2 separate regions of the Mus musculus genome follow, and region 2 is linked to region 1. The links are chromatin loops, found by intact Hi-C in ENCODE. Cell type or tissue: heart. All regions are shown on one strand.

Region 1 (8,000 bases):
GTGGAGGTCAGAAAACAGTTTGTAGGAACCAGTTCTCTCCTACTATGTGGGTCCTGAGGGCTGAACTCAAGTTACTGGGTTTGACAGCAAGCCCCAATCTCCACTGAGCCATTTTGCCAGCCCACCCACCACAATGTATTTTAGAGATGCATCTATTGTACTTCATTAGTTGCGACTGACTCTAGGACCATTAGTGAATTAATTCCCACCCCCCCCTCGCCCCAGCCTCATGGTATAGAAAGAGCAACTATACATACGTCTTGCCTCCCATGTCTCCTATGTGCTGGGATTATAAACATTCACAACCACCCAGGTGTGAAACACACAATTTGAACAATTTGAGCCACAGTCTCGGTCACAGAGCCTGATCCTTCCAAACCACAGATTTAATCCCACCCTCACATCCTCCTGGCCGGGAAATACAAGCATTCAATAGTCCCACTGTGTCCCGAGGAACACACACGTCTAAATGCGTTCTACTGGCTGGTTTCATGTGTCAACTTGACACAGCTGGAGTTATCACAGAGAAAGGAGCTTCAGGTGAGGAAATGCCTCCATGAGATCCAACTATAAGGCATTTTCTCAATTAGTGATCAAGGGGGAAAGGCCCCTTGTGGGTGGGACCATCTCTGGGCTGGTAATCTTGGGTTCTATAAGAGAGCAGGCTGAGCAAGCCAGGGGAAGCAAGCCAGTAAAGAACATCCCTCCATGGCCTCTGCATCAGCTCCTGCTCTCTGACCTGCTTGAGTTCCAGTCCTAACTTCTTTCAGTGATGAACAGCAATGTGGAAATGTAAGCTGAATAAACCCTTTCCTCCCCAACTGCTTCTTGGTCATGATGTTTGTGCAGGAATAGAAACCCTGACTAAGACATGCATGGATGAGTCCTGAGTGACTAGGGATGTAGATAGTTGTGCTTAGCATATTCTACGATGCGGTGCCCTGGAGAATACCAACGGGAACATAAACTCCTGGAACCCAGTCTTGGCTGGCTTACCTCTCTACACGCACGCATGCATGCTATGGGCCACACTCCAGCCCCCATCTACTCCTAGGTGTTCAAAGAAACCCTTTGGGAGCTGTGTAGGCCTTTCCCTTCTAGATTATGTGCTCCTTGATGTCTGTCTCCTGTTCTGTTTGGTTTCCCACTGTCTGCAGTGCCTCGAACAGCAGGGACTTGAATGTACCAACTCCTCACGCCCCCCCCCCCCCCCGCGTCTCTTCTTCAGTTCTCTGTGGGATCCGACCTGTAACGCCTCTCATCCACCCATTTCTTCTTGCACCCGGTGTCGCCACACCAACACCATGGTTACATCTTCCCAGTGTCAAGTCTCAACCTAACCTCCCCCTCATCTTACCTGGCCACTGGGTGAATGCAAGCTTCATGCAGCCTAGAGCTCATACCGTTTTAGGAAGGAAAGGATGCTCCCCAAGAAAACAACACAAGGCAGACTGGGCAGATTGCTCAATGGGTAGTGAGGACCCCAGAATCCCAAAGAAGCCAGATGTACTGTAATCCCACTGGTGGCGGATAGTCGAAAAGCTGCTGGACCAGCTAGCCAGACACATGGCGGGACACCACAAAGTGACACCGTCTCAAACAAGGCAGGAGGCCAAGAGCCACACCCATGTTGCACTCTGACCTCCACATGTACACCATGACACACGTGTGAAACACGCACATAGGCACACACACTTTTGAATGTAAAATTGTCAGCCCCTTTCCAGGGTTTTTGCAAGGGATTTGTGGCAGCACACAGAAACTGTCTTTATTGGGGGCTGGAGAGGTGGCTCAGCGGTTAAGAGCACTGATTGCTCTTCCGAAGGTCCTGAGTTCAAATCCCAGTAACCACATGGTGGCTCACAACCATCTGTAATGAGATCTGACTCCCTCTTCTGGTGTGTCTGAAACAGCTACAGTGTACTTACAATCTTAAAAAAAAAAAAAAAATTCTCACCCACTACTCATACTCCAGTACCATATATGCATGTTCAGTCCCCTATGGTCTGGGTGAGCATCCTCCAAAGGCCCATTCATTAAAGACTTGGTCTCCAGCTGTTGGCACTACCAGACAGCAGCAGAACCTCGAGGAGGCAGAGTCTGCTACAAGGAAGCTTCTGTCAGTAACACGTGACCTAGAAGGAGACACTGGGCCCTCAGCCTGTGTCTCTGTGCTTCCAGGATGCCAGGAAGTAAGATGACCTCTCCCATCATGGTCTTCCCCTCTTCAATTTTCTCTTCCACCGCTCTCTCCCGCCACGACGAGCATAATGACCACAGGCCATAAGCAAAGAATCCCACGGCTGAGCCCAAGAAAATCCTTCCCCTTTAAAAGCTGACCATAGCAAGAAAGGCCAGCAACACTGACAAAATGCTGCAGGAACCCAGAATTCATATTTTTCAATCTACTTATTTTATACACAGGAGTGTTCGCTTGCATGCACACTGTACAATATGTGCTATGTGTGCCTGGTGCCGAGGGAGGTCAGAATACAGTGCTGGATTCCCTGAAACGGAAATTATGGACAGTGGGGAGCTATTAGGGAATTGAACCCAGGTCCTCTGCAACGAGTGCTGTTAGCCACTAGCCATCTCTCCAGCCTTAGAATCCATACTATCAGATCTATGCGGAACCCTCTTTGCTTGGCAATCGATTAACACACCTGTTTCTTGTGGACCGCCCAGGCAGCCCAGAGCTTAAAGAAGTGAGTATGTGTGGTCGGCAGAGCGGGAACTTCCGGCACTGTTTAAACACCAAGGCTATTTGATAACGGTGAAAAAGGACCAGCTGCTGTATGTCGACTGCTTAGGTTAGTCAAGGGAAATAAGTCAACTAAATGAATTGCCAATATGCAGAATATTTTACACAATTCGAGAAGGAGCTGGTGTCACCCAATTCAGACTAAATTTCATTTCCCGATAACTATTTAAACAGTCTGGATGTTATTTAGTTTGGACAGGCGAAGGTGGGGGCGGGGGGCATCAAATTTACTAAAGGTCTAAAACTGGTTTTTAACAAAGAGGGGGAGAGAAAGCGAGAGCATGGCGGACAGCCTCCGCTCACATGGTTCAATAGCAGCTCCCGGTGCATGGTACTGGGATACCATGGATACCGGGAGAGGGGTTGCGTGGTGAGCATCCAAAGGGAATGCATGGTGCACCCGGAGGAGGGGTGCGCGGTAAGCACGGGAGGAGCCAGCACCAGTACCCGGTTTAGTTTTCATGATCCCCATGAGAGGATCCACTTTGGGATTGGGTCCGGGGGCTCAGGAGGGTCAGGCTTGGAAAGGCCCCACAGAACCCTGTCCCGCTTCACTACGCCCCGGAGCCTACCTGGCGACCACCAAATCCGGCTCGCATTCCAGGACGCCTGCGCGGCCGGAAGCGGTCGGAGACGAGCGTGAGGCTGCCTCCTGGTGGCCGCCTCTTGCCTTACAGTGGACGCCCGCGCCAGCGTAGGCGCGGTCATCCATACCCTGGTCCTCATTTCCTCTAGCCAAACTGGTGAAGGCCAGGCTGCAACAGCAAGGTTGAGCCTGGGACTGGGGACCTCAGAGGGGCTGCTTCCTGATCTACAGCTCTACACTCTCTGCAAAGCGGTGGCTGCCAAAGAGTGATCCTCAGAAAAGCAACACGAGCAAATCGCAGAGTGAGGCTCAGTGCACTGATAATGCCTCTGGCTTTGAAAACTATGTGACTTTGGAGCTTTGGCCTGAGACGCCAAGCTGCGCGTCACAGATTTCAGGGCCAAACCTCAAGTCATGCGAAGGCTGGAAGGTCTCAGCGTGCTACACTAGTATTAGTACTGGAAGTGAAATGGGAGGGGTAAGGTTGGGAAATGGAAAATCAGACATATCATCTACTTCTAAACTGATTTATTTTCCAGATTTGAAATCAAAACATACAGTGTGTGGGTAAAAACAAAAACCATCTATGTTTATTATCCAAACTCTAAGCATGCTAAAGAACCCAGAATCTTGATCTAGGAAGCACTAGAGGAACCGACAAAACTCCCTTCAAAGAATCCCTGTAAGCAACTTTTGCTTCTCAGACTGACAAATGCGTTTGTGTGTGGTGTGCCAGAGAACTCAAAGGCCAGGAGTGATAGATAGACTTGCTGGTAATTGTGGTCCCCCAGATACCAATGCTATATGAACTAAACTCAGGTTCTGTGGGGCCATCTCTCCAGCACCAGGGCTATTTATAGTAGAAAATATACCTGGATGTATAACAGCAAGTATTTCAGAAATAAATTATAGGCATTATATAAAAAACACCATTAAGAACACTGTTTAATGAATAGTTTCAGTTTGTGAAGCTTTAAAACTTCTGGTGATGATGGAGGTAATGGTTGTAAAATAATGTGAATATATTGGATGCCACTGAAATAAACACTTAAAAATGACTCAGATACGGGCTGGAGAGACCCCCTCAGTAGGTAAGAGCATTGGTTGCTCTTCCAGAGAACCTGGGTTCCTGGCATCCACTTGGCAGCTCACAACCACCTGTAACTGAGTTCTAGAGGATTAGACCTCCTCCGCTTCTGCCCTCTGAGGGCACTGCACACACGTGGTGCTCAGACATATAAGCACGCAGAACACCCAGCCACATAAAATAAATTCCAAAGCAACCTGTTACAAAAGGACTAAAATCAGGAGGTGTGTTATATAGAGTTTGCTATAATAAGTGATGATGCTGCAGGGGGCCACAGAGATGGCCAGCAGGTCAGCGTGCTTGCCACCAAGCCTGACCATCTAAGTTCAGTTTCCTAGGACCCCTCCTAGGGGAGGGGAGAAGGATTCTCACCATGTCATCCTTAGATCTCCAAATGCACACGCATGGACACACACACACCAAATAAACGTGACATTAGGTGATGCTGTGATGATGCATCCTGACATGAAGAGCTATTCATGGCACATGGATGTAGTGCTTTTGATGCTAAGCATCCCGCATAGGTCCACGTGGTCCTCTGCGGGGCAGGCTGCTTTGGAAGTGGAGCCCTGTTAGAGGATGCGATTCCTTAACAGGCCTTACTTCCTGTTCACGCTCTGTTTCCTGGGTCTGAGTGCCAATCTCCCATGGGGCAGCCATCAAATCACTCACTGTCTGCTGCTGTATCCGTCTTGAAATGATAGCCTGTGTGCCCTTGGCATAATGAAACAAAGTAACAAGTTGCTTTTGTCAGAGAATTTGATTACAAGGTGAAAGTTAACTAAGACAATGGCTAAGGGTGGGAAACAATCCCATGCTTTAAAAATGTTTTTAATGTTGTGGCACCTGGATCGACTCCAGGAGCCCATGCTATCCTCACACCCCGGAAGCCAATAAAACAGTGATTTCAACAAAAGATGGGGAGGGGACTTCCGAGAAAGATGGGAAACTTCCATAAAGCACAGCTTCAAAATCCAAGCAAAATTAAGGGTAGAGCTATTTGTGTGGTCAAGGAAGACTGGCATTTGGAGCAGCATGGATCTGGTCAGGGGATGTCTGCTCTGTTCTCCCCTGACCTAAATTCAGTACGGCTAAAACCTGGAAGTCCTCTAGTTAACCACGGAGCAGCAAAGAAGACTCCTAAGTCAGGAAGTAGAGGAAACCCTCATTTCTGTGTTGTTCTATCCCTGTTCTCACTTCTGCCTTTTCCTTATTTATTCCCAGCCACCTGCACCACAGTAGCATATGTGACTGCCAACCAAAAACTGCAGGACCAGAACACAGTAAAGCCTTCCTTTCTACCCAGTGGAAATGGACTCTGAGGAAGCCCAAACCAGCTCGCCCTGCCTCCCTCCCCAGGCCCAACCTGCTTCATTGCTATAGCACGATTGTGGACGTAGGCAGATTCTTGTCTGTGTGTGTTTTTAAAATTATTATTTTTTTCTTATTCTTAGGGAATGAATTAAGGTCAAATCCTCCCCCATTTCCCTTCTACACTCTCTTCCCAACATGTCCCCTTCCCACCTCCATGTCTCCCCGCCCTCCCCTTGGTGCTGCTCCTACTGGGGCTGCCCCTATATGGAACCTTCAGGGCCAGCAGGATTCTGTAGAGATTCTGTGTGAGTCCTCAGCTGCTTCACAGCAGTCCTGCCTTTGTTTTTCCGCACACAAGTCCCTTGTTCTAGTATCAGAAACAGCCAGCGGGTATGAGTGTGCACATGCACGTACAGGTGTGTACACACCTAGAGAGGCCATCTGAGCATAGGAAACCTACCAATGGCTTCACCTTCAGAAAGGATTCTCGATCCAGTGATCGAGTGGCAGTCTTTTCTTGGTAAGGGGTTAGGGGAGAAAGCACTTCCCCAGGCTATGCTGGAGTTTCAGCTGGCTCAATGCTTTGCAGGTAATCACAGTGGCTCTGAGTTTCTGAGCACAACAGCTGTGGCCCACCCCGTTCACAGCCAGCATCCCACCGGCACTCGCTCCTCCTCGCCCTGTCCTCTGGCTCTTACATCCATCCTGCCTCCTCCTCCTGAGTCAGATGCCTCACGTCGGGTTGAGCACCCAATCCCTACTTCTCGGCGCTGTGCATTTCTGTAGATTGCTGCGCAGGTTCTTGACTGTCAAACTGGAATCTGGGTCTCTGGCCAGAGAACTGACATGGGCTCTCCGTGAAAACGAAATGTTCTGTGTGTAGGGTGTGCTGGGACTTGCCTTTAATCTCAGCACTCGGAGGCCGATTGACCTGGACATCACACACCTGATTCCAACCACACAGGACACTTCGAGAACTATGCTAATGACGAGGGTTCTGCTCATGACCAAAATAATGCTGAAGGACATGCAAACTCTTGAAACAAACCTTAAAGTACAAAGTATCTCAAAGGGGCGGAAATGGCTGAGCTGTTGTGGGCACACACTGTTCTTATGGTGGATCTGAGGGACAAACACAGAAGTGATGGCAGAGCAGAGGGTGCGGAGCAGCCTGAGGACAGACTAACAGAAGCATCTCTGAAGGCAGGGTCTGGCTACCCAGTAGCCTCTGGAGCATGGGAATTATAGCACATATCGCCATGCCTGCTTGTTTTGGTCAAGGCAGAATCTCACTTGGTCGCCCAGACCGCCACTGAACTTGTAAACCTCTGCGTGCAGGGATCCTAGCTATGTGCTACCATGCTGGGCCCTAGAAACAAAGGTAAGTCGCTGACAGCAATTTCTGAGGATAAATGTTCTTAGACTGGCGGGTTTTGTTTTTTTGAGACAAAGTCTTCCTATGTGGCCTAGAGGACCCGGACTCTGAAATGTAGACCAGGCTGGTCATAAACTCACAAAGATACACTTGACTCTGCCTCCTTGGAGGCGTACACCACTACAGTTGACTACTAGGCTGTGTTTTGTTGTTTCTACTTCAATGCTGCTAAAAAAAAAAATAAAATAAAAATGCTATTTTCAAATATAGAACTAGAGATTTGGGAGATCTACAAGTGACAAACACTGACATAAGATGTAAAAACAAAAATAAAATGTTAAAAGTGACTTAAATGTATTTTCTCTACTAAAAGTTACTTCCCAACTTTATGTGGAGAAGAGGCTTATTCAAGTCTTCACAGGGATCTCCTCAGCTGCGGTTTGGTGTCCTAACACTGAAATCCCTATGGACTGCTGCTGCGGCTAACACACTACTCTGAGGCACTCAGACTCCTTTCTAACCCCACTCTAGTCTCAAGTGACTGGTAGAGGCCAGAAATCAAGGGACTACATTTCAGAGCCTCTGGTCGGCCAGTACATCGCAAGTGTGCTTCCATAGAAGGTGGCAACCTAGAGCTGGCATAGGGAACCGTGCGTTCCAACTCCTCACGCCGCAGTTTCCCAGCTCTGGTACAGGCAGCAGCAACTTGTTGCTATGGCATAGCGTGGATGTGGGATAGACTTCAGAAGATGAGGCAATGACTGTGAGCTATCTATGCTGATTAAATTCAGTTTAAATTATCTTGAGTCCATTTTGTTGCTGACAAGAAAAACAGGACCAATTTCCATTTTTAATAAATTCACATTTCCCTCCCATA
Region 2 (8,000 bases), 720 kb before region 1:
GCTGTCTCATTAACTTCCCCCCTATTATCAGAAACTCACACGCTTGTACAAAGCCAAATTTCTATTTCAAGTATCTATCTATAGCTATATGTCTGTCTGTCTGTCTATGGGACCTTCGTATCTATGGGTTCCATATATAAGGATCCAAACAAATGCTGGTGGTAAGACCATTTTCCATCTCTATGGATCATGTTATGGTCTTTGTGCGTCATAATCTCCTAAACAAGGCAGTCTAACAATTAGACTCAGCATTCGCTCTGTATTAGGGACCTTAAGTGCAGATGATTTGAAGCACATGGAGGGATAAGCATAGACTAGATGCAACCCTGGTCTGAGCATCTGCAGTCTGGCCATCTCTGGGGAAGTCCTAGAAACAATGCCACAGATGCTGGAGATGGCTGCAAACTCAGCCACACGAACCAACAGCATAGAAAGCAGGCTTTCCTTTCCCTGTCACAGACACTCAATCTACCCGAGAGCCCTGTCAACTCCTCCCTCAGACGAAGTCTCATCATCACCCCTCAAAGAAAACAGATCATACCTGGTATTTCATCAGAGCCAAAGCAAGAGGCCTCCAGTGGGCCCAATTTCTGTTCCTGCTTTCAGTCATACAGCAAGCAGAACAACCCACCTTCTGTAGTTTAAACCCCAATGGCTTCCCAGTGTTAGTGTGGGATCCTTCAAACATCCCATGGCAGCTAGACTTGCCTACGCCCTCTAGCCTTGCCTGCCACAATACGCCCAGTTCCTTGATGCTTCTTTGTCTTCAAGAAGGAAATCCTTGTTTTTCCTCTCAGGTCTTTGGGGACCTTAACCAATGGTACAGATTGGTCATATATACCACGCACGTCTCCAGGAACTCAAGCAAACAACAAAAAGACACTAAAAAACTGTTACATAAAATATGTCCTCTGTTCCTAACCATGACAAATTCTTCCTAATGACAAAACTGAAAAGCCTGTGCTCAACACATGTGAGCAAAATAGAACAACTGAATCCAATTATTACTGTGCATGTCTGAGTGTTCTGGGTTTTTGTTAGTGAAACTTGAATAGGAACTTAAACAGAGACATGCATTATTTATAACAAAGTATACATTTATTGTACAGAGATACTTTCAATTAAGAAAAATCACGACTATGGTCACCATCAAGTAATTTACGTTCTATTAAGGTGAGCTATAAGGAAGGGTTTTAAATGCTATTGTCTCAACGTGTACAGAACTTAAGCATATTATTACTTAAAATATAACAACTGTAAATTAGAAGTTAAAATGGTTTTTATGTATGTTTTCAAAAGAAGTTACTTTATTCAAGTGTTCAATATTATTTATTTTTTGTGATTAAAAAATCTTTATTTATTTTAATTTTATAGATATATGTGTTTTGTCTACATGTAATCCTGTGTACAACATGTGCACCTGATGACCACAGGGGCTAGAAGAGGACATCAAAGCTTTTAGATCTGGAGTTATAGAGAGTTGGCCACCATATGGGTGCTGGGTGCTGGGTGCTGGGTGCTGGGTGCTGGACCCAGGTCCTCTGCAGGAGCAGCCAGTCCTCTCCAGACCAACATTTAGACTCTTCATGGGCTGCCTCCAGATTCAAGTGGTGCATCAGCAAAGCCAGGCCCTCTCAGCACTCTACAAACCAATCCGAATCCCTTTCAAAATTATTTATAATTACATAAATTCATATTCAATGTGTGGTGTGAATTTTTATAATGATTATTTGAAAAAACAATTTGAAAATTCAACTAAATTATATTTTAAAACTTGAGGATTCAACTAAATTATATAAAACAGTTCCTTTTTTAAAAAAGGGGATTTATTTATTTTATTTATATGAGTATACTGTAGCTGTCTTCAGACACACCAGACGAGTGCATTGGATTACATTACAGATGGTTGTGAGCCACCATGTGGTTGCTGGGAATTGAACTCTGGACTTTGGAAGAGCAGCAGTCAGTGAGTGCTCTTAACCTCTGAGCCATCTCTCCAGCCCTATAAAACAGTTCTTTTGTGTTTTTGTTGTTTGCTTGTTTGTTTTTCCTAAGAATTGAACCTGGGCCTCATTTATGCTACATATATACTAATTTAAGCTACATCCCTTAATGTCCTCAGCTTTAGTGTTCTGTAACCATCTGGCTCTTGGGGGGCTGTTTGGTTGTTTGGTTGGTTTTGGTTTGGCTTTAGTTTTGGTTTTAGTTTTTCGAGACAGAGTTTCTCTGTGTAGTACTGGAACCTACTTTGTAGACCAGGCTAGCCTCAAGCTCAGACATCTTGCCTCTGCCTCCCCAGTGCCTGGACCAAACGTCTGCATAGACCACCATTACCCAGTTCCAGATGGCCGAGAAGATAAAGGATTGACGTGTTTCAAGTATTCGACCGGTTACAAATTGTTTCAAAACGTTCCTCATTCTGTGTACGTGGCTGCAGATACTCCTTTAACCCCTGGGCATCTGCGGAGCGTGAACAGGGAGGATGGCCAGAACTCCAGGACATCACCCTTTGTTCAGCCCACTGCATAGATGTTATCTGAGAAGGAGCCCTGGGTGCATTAATCTGTTTGTCCTCTTACCCAAGCGCGTCAGCCATGTGACCCTGTGTTTGTCTCAACTTTGGCAGACCACAACCCACAACAGTGACGCATGCGGATGAGGTGGTAGAGAAGCATCTGCCTGGAGTCTGAACAAGATGAGTAAACACCGATGCCTGTGAGCCTCCGAATCCCACGGCCCAGGGTGTGGCCTCTATGGCCTTGGCCAAAGGTAACTCAGTAAGGTCAGCCTCTCCTCTCGCCAAGGACTTCTTTGCTGCCAGACCTTCCGAGCCTACTCAGAACACCTGAGAATGATGCCCACCTCCCCACCCCCAATTGTCTGTATCCTGTGGCTTTCTGTGTGGTTTAAAACAGTCAGCCCACCCTGTATCTCATTAGGGTTTGTTTTGAAGCAGGATCTCAAACTAGAGACCCTTCTGGCTCCCAGCACGAGGTGTCAGGACCACAGGCAGGAGCTACTGTAGACGTGCCAGTGTGTATTATGCACCGCTCGCTCCTACCTTTCTTTACCCGCCACACTTTCTGCCATATTCACAGGGTGTTAGGAGCCTTTTGGCAATGATCAGACACTCGTGACCATAACATTTCAGGGCTGCAAATGACCCAGGCCTTTGTGCTTGCTCACTGCCTACTCCCTCGAGAGGTCCCGAGGACCACTGATGCAGAGGTGCCTCATTAGTCACTGGGAGCCAGTAGACCAGCTGGAACTGAAAACAGACTCTTCCAAGAAAAGCCTGGGTTTTCCCCTTAGGCGTGCTGGGGTGCAGAGGAGGCCCACAGGACCTAGCGACCGCCTTAGCATTCCAGCCCGCTGGACAGGCACGCATTTCTTCCTCAAGAGGGCGCCGGCTGCCTGCGTCTAAGCTGTTGGCAAATGGATTCAGAGGACGGGAGTGACCTCTGGCCCAAGCACAGGGTTTCAAAAGCACCGGGGACATTCCAGCCACATCAAGATTGGGATACCAGTTCCGTAGATCCCATAAGTTCCGTGTTTCTGGACAGTTGAGGACTCTTTGCTTTAGCATCTTTCAGGAAGTTGAGACCTTTTCAGCCTCTGCGCGGTCGGCGTTTTGGACTTAGATGAGGAGGGGATCCTTTTCGGAGGAGCACAGCAGCCTCGCCCTGCACCCCGACAAGGACGTGCCAGGGCTCACCCCGCCTCTCCTTCAACGCTAGGATGGGTGGAGATCCGTCGTCCAGTGATGTAAGGGAGACTCTTGTGGCCCTCAAAAACTCGGAAACCAAGCTGGAAGGCTATTTCTGAGCATACCCCAGACCCAAGACAGAATTCGTGAATGTTCTACACAGGATATCACGATTTCTGTCCTGTAAACTTTTCTTCCAGGGAATTTTTTTTTCTCTTATTTGTTTTATCATCTCCAAATGGTGATCGTTTGAGAATTATGTGGTGTTTATCCTCCTGGCTATAAACTCTAAACCAGTGCAGGGGCTCCACCCCCCACTCCACCCCCCCCAGCCTGCATAGTTCCTATTTCTCAGGAGCCATTTATCTCCCTTTTATTGTTGTTTTCTTCATTGGCTTCCCCCTCAGCCAGACAGGCTTAATAACTGGCAGTCATCACGTACAGCAGAGTGGTGGCAGCCACCCCCGCAAAGGGGACCCAGTCGTTTCCCAGAGCCAGAATGCTCTGTAGCCACGGCCTCTATTGTTTTCTTAGCAGACTCCGGTTTTGTTTCTTGGCTCTCCTTGAATGAAGAAACTCTTAAAACATCATGTGTCTGCCTTGCTTTGTGTAGGAAAGCGCCGTAAACAGGAAGTCTACACACACACACACCCCTCCCAAAATAAAAGTGACCAGGCAATTAGGGCTTCTAGCATGACTTAACCCCCACTGCCCAGGCACCTTGGGGGGAAAGCTGGACTCCATTAATCAGGCCAAAGCACAGCTACAGGGAGGCCTGCCGGCAGCCAGAGAGGAGAGTGGGTGCCAAAGATCTGCCAAGAGAGGAAGAACAATATGGCCCACAGGCCTGCGTGAAAACCATCTCAGCCAAGTTGCAAAGAACGCATGACAATCTTTTGCATTGTCCTAGAGTGGCCTGAGAGGCCTCACTGGGAGCAGAGAGCTCAGTTGCCTAGCATTCCAGCCCTGGCACTTGGCTGCTTCTGCTGTTTTCAGGGCTGATTTGTAGTATGGGTACTGAGACTCCTACTACGTCGCCACACCAGCTTCTGAGAAACTTTATATCCTCAGTCATCAGCCAGTGTTGACTCAGTGTGGTTTCTCCCGGTCCATCCTGCCTAGGATGGAGTCTTACCTAAGTCAGCATCATAGACAACTAAGGAGGCAGGAGACTGGGGGGGTGCAACACCATGATAGAGCATGGTTTAGCATGCTGTGGTCCTGGGTTCCATCCTCAGTTACAAAAATGTAAGGAGGGAGGGAGGAAATAAAGAAACAGGTGGAATGGTACAATGATTTTTGAATTCTTAGGGAGAAGATAGAGAAACAGCGTGCGCCCAAGAAAGAGGTCTAGTGGAGTCTCTCTTCACAAGGAAACTCAGATTGGGCAGGAGCTTTCAACAACAAAGGATGCAGGAGGATAGTGCAATAGTTCTCAAGTCGGAAGGACAAAAAGACATTTTTAGGACAGGTTCTAAGCACACCTGGGAATGCAACACATAGACCATTATGATTCGAAGTGGCTTCCTCTCCCAGGTCGATTCCTCTGGTCCACTTGATTCTGTTCCTGGTTAGACTGCCATAACAAGCCTATGCATAGAAACGGCTGGGTGATGTTCCCAGGGAAAGCTCTCAACCGGACACAGTGGCAGCTTTTTCCTGGACAGGTGGGAGAGGACTCTGGTGTCTGCGGGTGGGAAGCTACAAGGTATCAGCTCAGCTCTTTAGGAAGCTACAATGTATCAGCTCAGCTCTGGCCTGACCCCCTCCGCTAGAGATGCTGCAGGAGCAAGGCTTTCCAACAGGTGGCGCTCTAGCAGTCAGAGCAAAGAGTCAGATGTTGACTAGACACCTGGCCTAAGGCTTCTAGCTAAGCGAAGACTCACCTTCTAGAAGCACTGTTGCTGTCTGTACTCTGGGTTCCCATAAGAACCCAGCTTGTAGGAAGGAGCCGTTGAATGGACACAGGCATCTTTAATCCAGCCTTTGAGTTGCTTCTTCATTTCTCATAAGCCATCCCGGGGGTCTAGAAACCAAACACGAGGATTAGACAATGAGAACACTTACATAGTGGGAACAGGCACACTATGCTAAGATAAGAGAATGCCCCAGGCAAACTCTCCTGTCCCAGATAAACTAATTCTTCCCATTGGCCCCCCTCATTGGCCTGGGCGGGAAGTAACCCCATTACTGGGAATGTTTGTCATCTATCTAGGCTGCAACTGACATAGTGTAACATGTTAAAGCAGGCAAGGTGGGGTTATCCGTTCTGTGCAGCTACACTGTTGTAGCCTAATTTGAAAGATGTCTAAACAGGCAAAGCTGAAATCACAACAGGGCATGAAATCATCCCTTCCTCAAAGCTGAACCTTTGTATAAAGTTATGGCACTTGGTTTGATGGTATCTCCTAGTACTTCTGTGTTTGTTTGGTGCTGGGGATGGAACGCACAGCCTTATTTATTCTAAGCACACACTGAGCTGCACACATTGCTTCTGCCTTTCCACTTTCTATCACCCACCACACCATAAACTCTTTTGAGTAGGAGCTGTAATACACACATGCACACACACACAGACACACACACAGACACACACACAGACACATGCACATGCACACATGCACATACACATTATCTTGTTACTGAATTCTGCAGTAAGGATGATTGCATCGAAGTGAATATAACTGCAATTTGCAATAGGAGTTTATGTGGGGAGCAATCTGGGTAGGCTAGATTTTGGGAGAGGGGGGCTTCCATGGAGATGCAAGAGGCAACCAATATACAACGAGAATACTGCTGTTCTTTTTGGTCTTTCTATTCTTTTTGAAAGTAATGATTAAAGATACCACTTAAGCATTACAAATGTATACCTATTCCTTATAGAAAATATATCAAATGAAAAATATTATAAGCAGAGTATGGTGGCAGGAGCCTGTAATGCCAGCACTTGTGAGACAGGCAGAAGTGGCATGAATCTGAAGCCAGCATGGGCTACACAACAAGACCAATTCTTAAAACATTCAGAAAGGAGGAAAGAAAAATACAAAGAAGAAAATATAATTGCCAGGCAGTTTGATTCCCAGAAGCACACAAAACACAGATCATGAACTATATACTAAGTGCTTCCGAGTCACAGATCAGTAAGAGAAGGAGTCAGGAAGGACTTGTAGATTTGAGATGACCTCTCTAAGTGACATCAGAGCTGGGACCTAAACAATGAACAGAGTTAGATGGGTGAAAAGAAAGAATATAATGTGAAAGTATGTGTTAAAGGGCCTGTCTGTCTGGGTCTGTCTGTCTGTCTCAGTGCTGGGGTGGAAACCCAGCTCCTCATTTATGCTCACCAAGTGCTGTGTCACTGGGACACGCCCTCAGCTCGCAGGATATGTTTTTTAAAAAGGTAATTCATGATTCTTATACAGATGTAACAGGACCATCTGCCAGAGGTTTTATTTAATGCATCAATTTATGAGAAAAACAGTACAATATGATGACTGAGTCGGAGGACAACTGAAAGCACCACACCTCTTGAGGTCCATCACCAAGTGAATATATCATGCCAAGTTAGGTGTTGGAAGGCTGGACGTCCCTCCACCGGACAGAGTTGGGGTATGGGAAACAACAGTTTGTGTTACTCTCAGGTACCAGAAACTCACAGGGTTGAAAATCAGCTCAGGAAATAAATGATGGAGAGGGAGGGACACGTCCAGCACATCAAAATAGCCTCCCATTTCATCTTCCATTTCAAGGCTTGTCCCAGTTTCTCCTGACATGTCTTTGGGAAGAAAATTTTAGTAGAACTCAAAGAATACAAGTGTGTTAACGTATCATGAGCCAGGAAAAGAATGGACTGAGTTGGGCATCATTCACAATTCTGGCTGGCTTTAAAAAAATCTTAATTAATTATTACTATTTATTATTGTTGTTAGTGTATGGAAGGCAGAGGACAACTCCATAGTTTGTACTCCTCCCACCTTTAGGTAGTTCCTGGGTTCGAGCGATGACTGTCAGTCTGGACTTGGGTGGCAAGTGCCTTTATACGGGTAAGCCATCTTGTCGGTCCTGGAGTCTTTTCCTTCCTTCTTTCCTCTAACATCCTCCCTGCCTTCTTTCTTCTTCTTTTGTTTCCCAAGAACCTCTTTAAGGTTCAGAGCAGAACTAAGAAGCCCTGCAGGGATTTCCCACATGCTCTGTGTTCCCAGGCTGCCCTCATCCCCACCAGCGTGGTATGTTTGTGACAACCGATGAGCCCAGATTCATACCCTGATTACCGACAGTCTGGGGCTCATGTGAG

Evidence for each region. A loop is a pair of places that touch in the nucleus more often than their neighbours do. Peaks named below come from ENCODE experiments on the same cell type or tissue, not always from the same donor. Only the 100,000 strongest peaks of a DNase experiment are listed, where the experiment ranks them.
Region 2: it touches region 1 in a loop (2.9-fold over the local background); 4 of 42 quality-filtered maps call a loop at or near these places.

What each region holds. Positions count from the first base shown.
Region 1 is chr8:25,990,754-25,998,753 of GRCm38, forward strand. It overlaps Pomk (protein-O-mannose kinase), which reads right to left and starts at 3,368. Exons shown (of 5, transcript NM_029037.4): 1 at 3,334-3,368. It overlaps Fnta (farnesyltransferase, CAAX box, alpha), which reads right to left. Exons shown (of 9, transcript NM_008033.4): 9 at 7,935-8,000. It overlaps Gm31402 (a long non-coding RNA gene), which reads left to right and starts at 2,541. Exons shown (of 2, transcript XR_378826.3): 1 at 2,541-2,810; 2 at 5,659-7,476. In heart, a CTCF peak has its summit at 3,400 (motif pointing left); DNase peaks (open chromatin) are centred at 2,148, 3,388 and 3,728; H3K4me3 peaks cover 1,295 bases; H3K27ac peaks cover 1,351 bases.
Region 2 is chr8:25,271,815-25,279,814 of GRCm38, forward strand. Gm39145 (a long non-coding RNA gene) reads left to right here. Exons shown (of 3, transcript XR_001778746.1): 2 at 2,627-2,769; 3 at 7,687-7,744. Among named protein-coding and RNA genes, the nearest start is that of Gm39145, 4.8 kb to the left of the region's middle. In heart, CTCF peaks have their summits at 3,397 (motif pointing right) and 5,509 (motif pointing right); DNase peaks (open chromatin) are centred at 3,397, 4,187, 4,367, 5,497 and 1 weaker place; H3K4me3 peaks cover 1,066 bases; H3K27ac peaks cover 2,009 bases.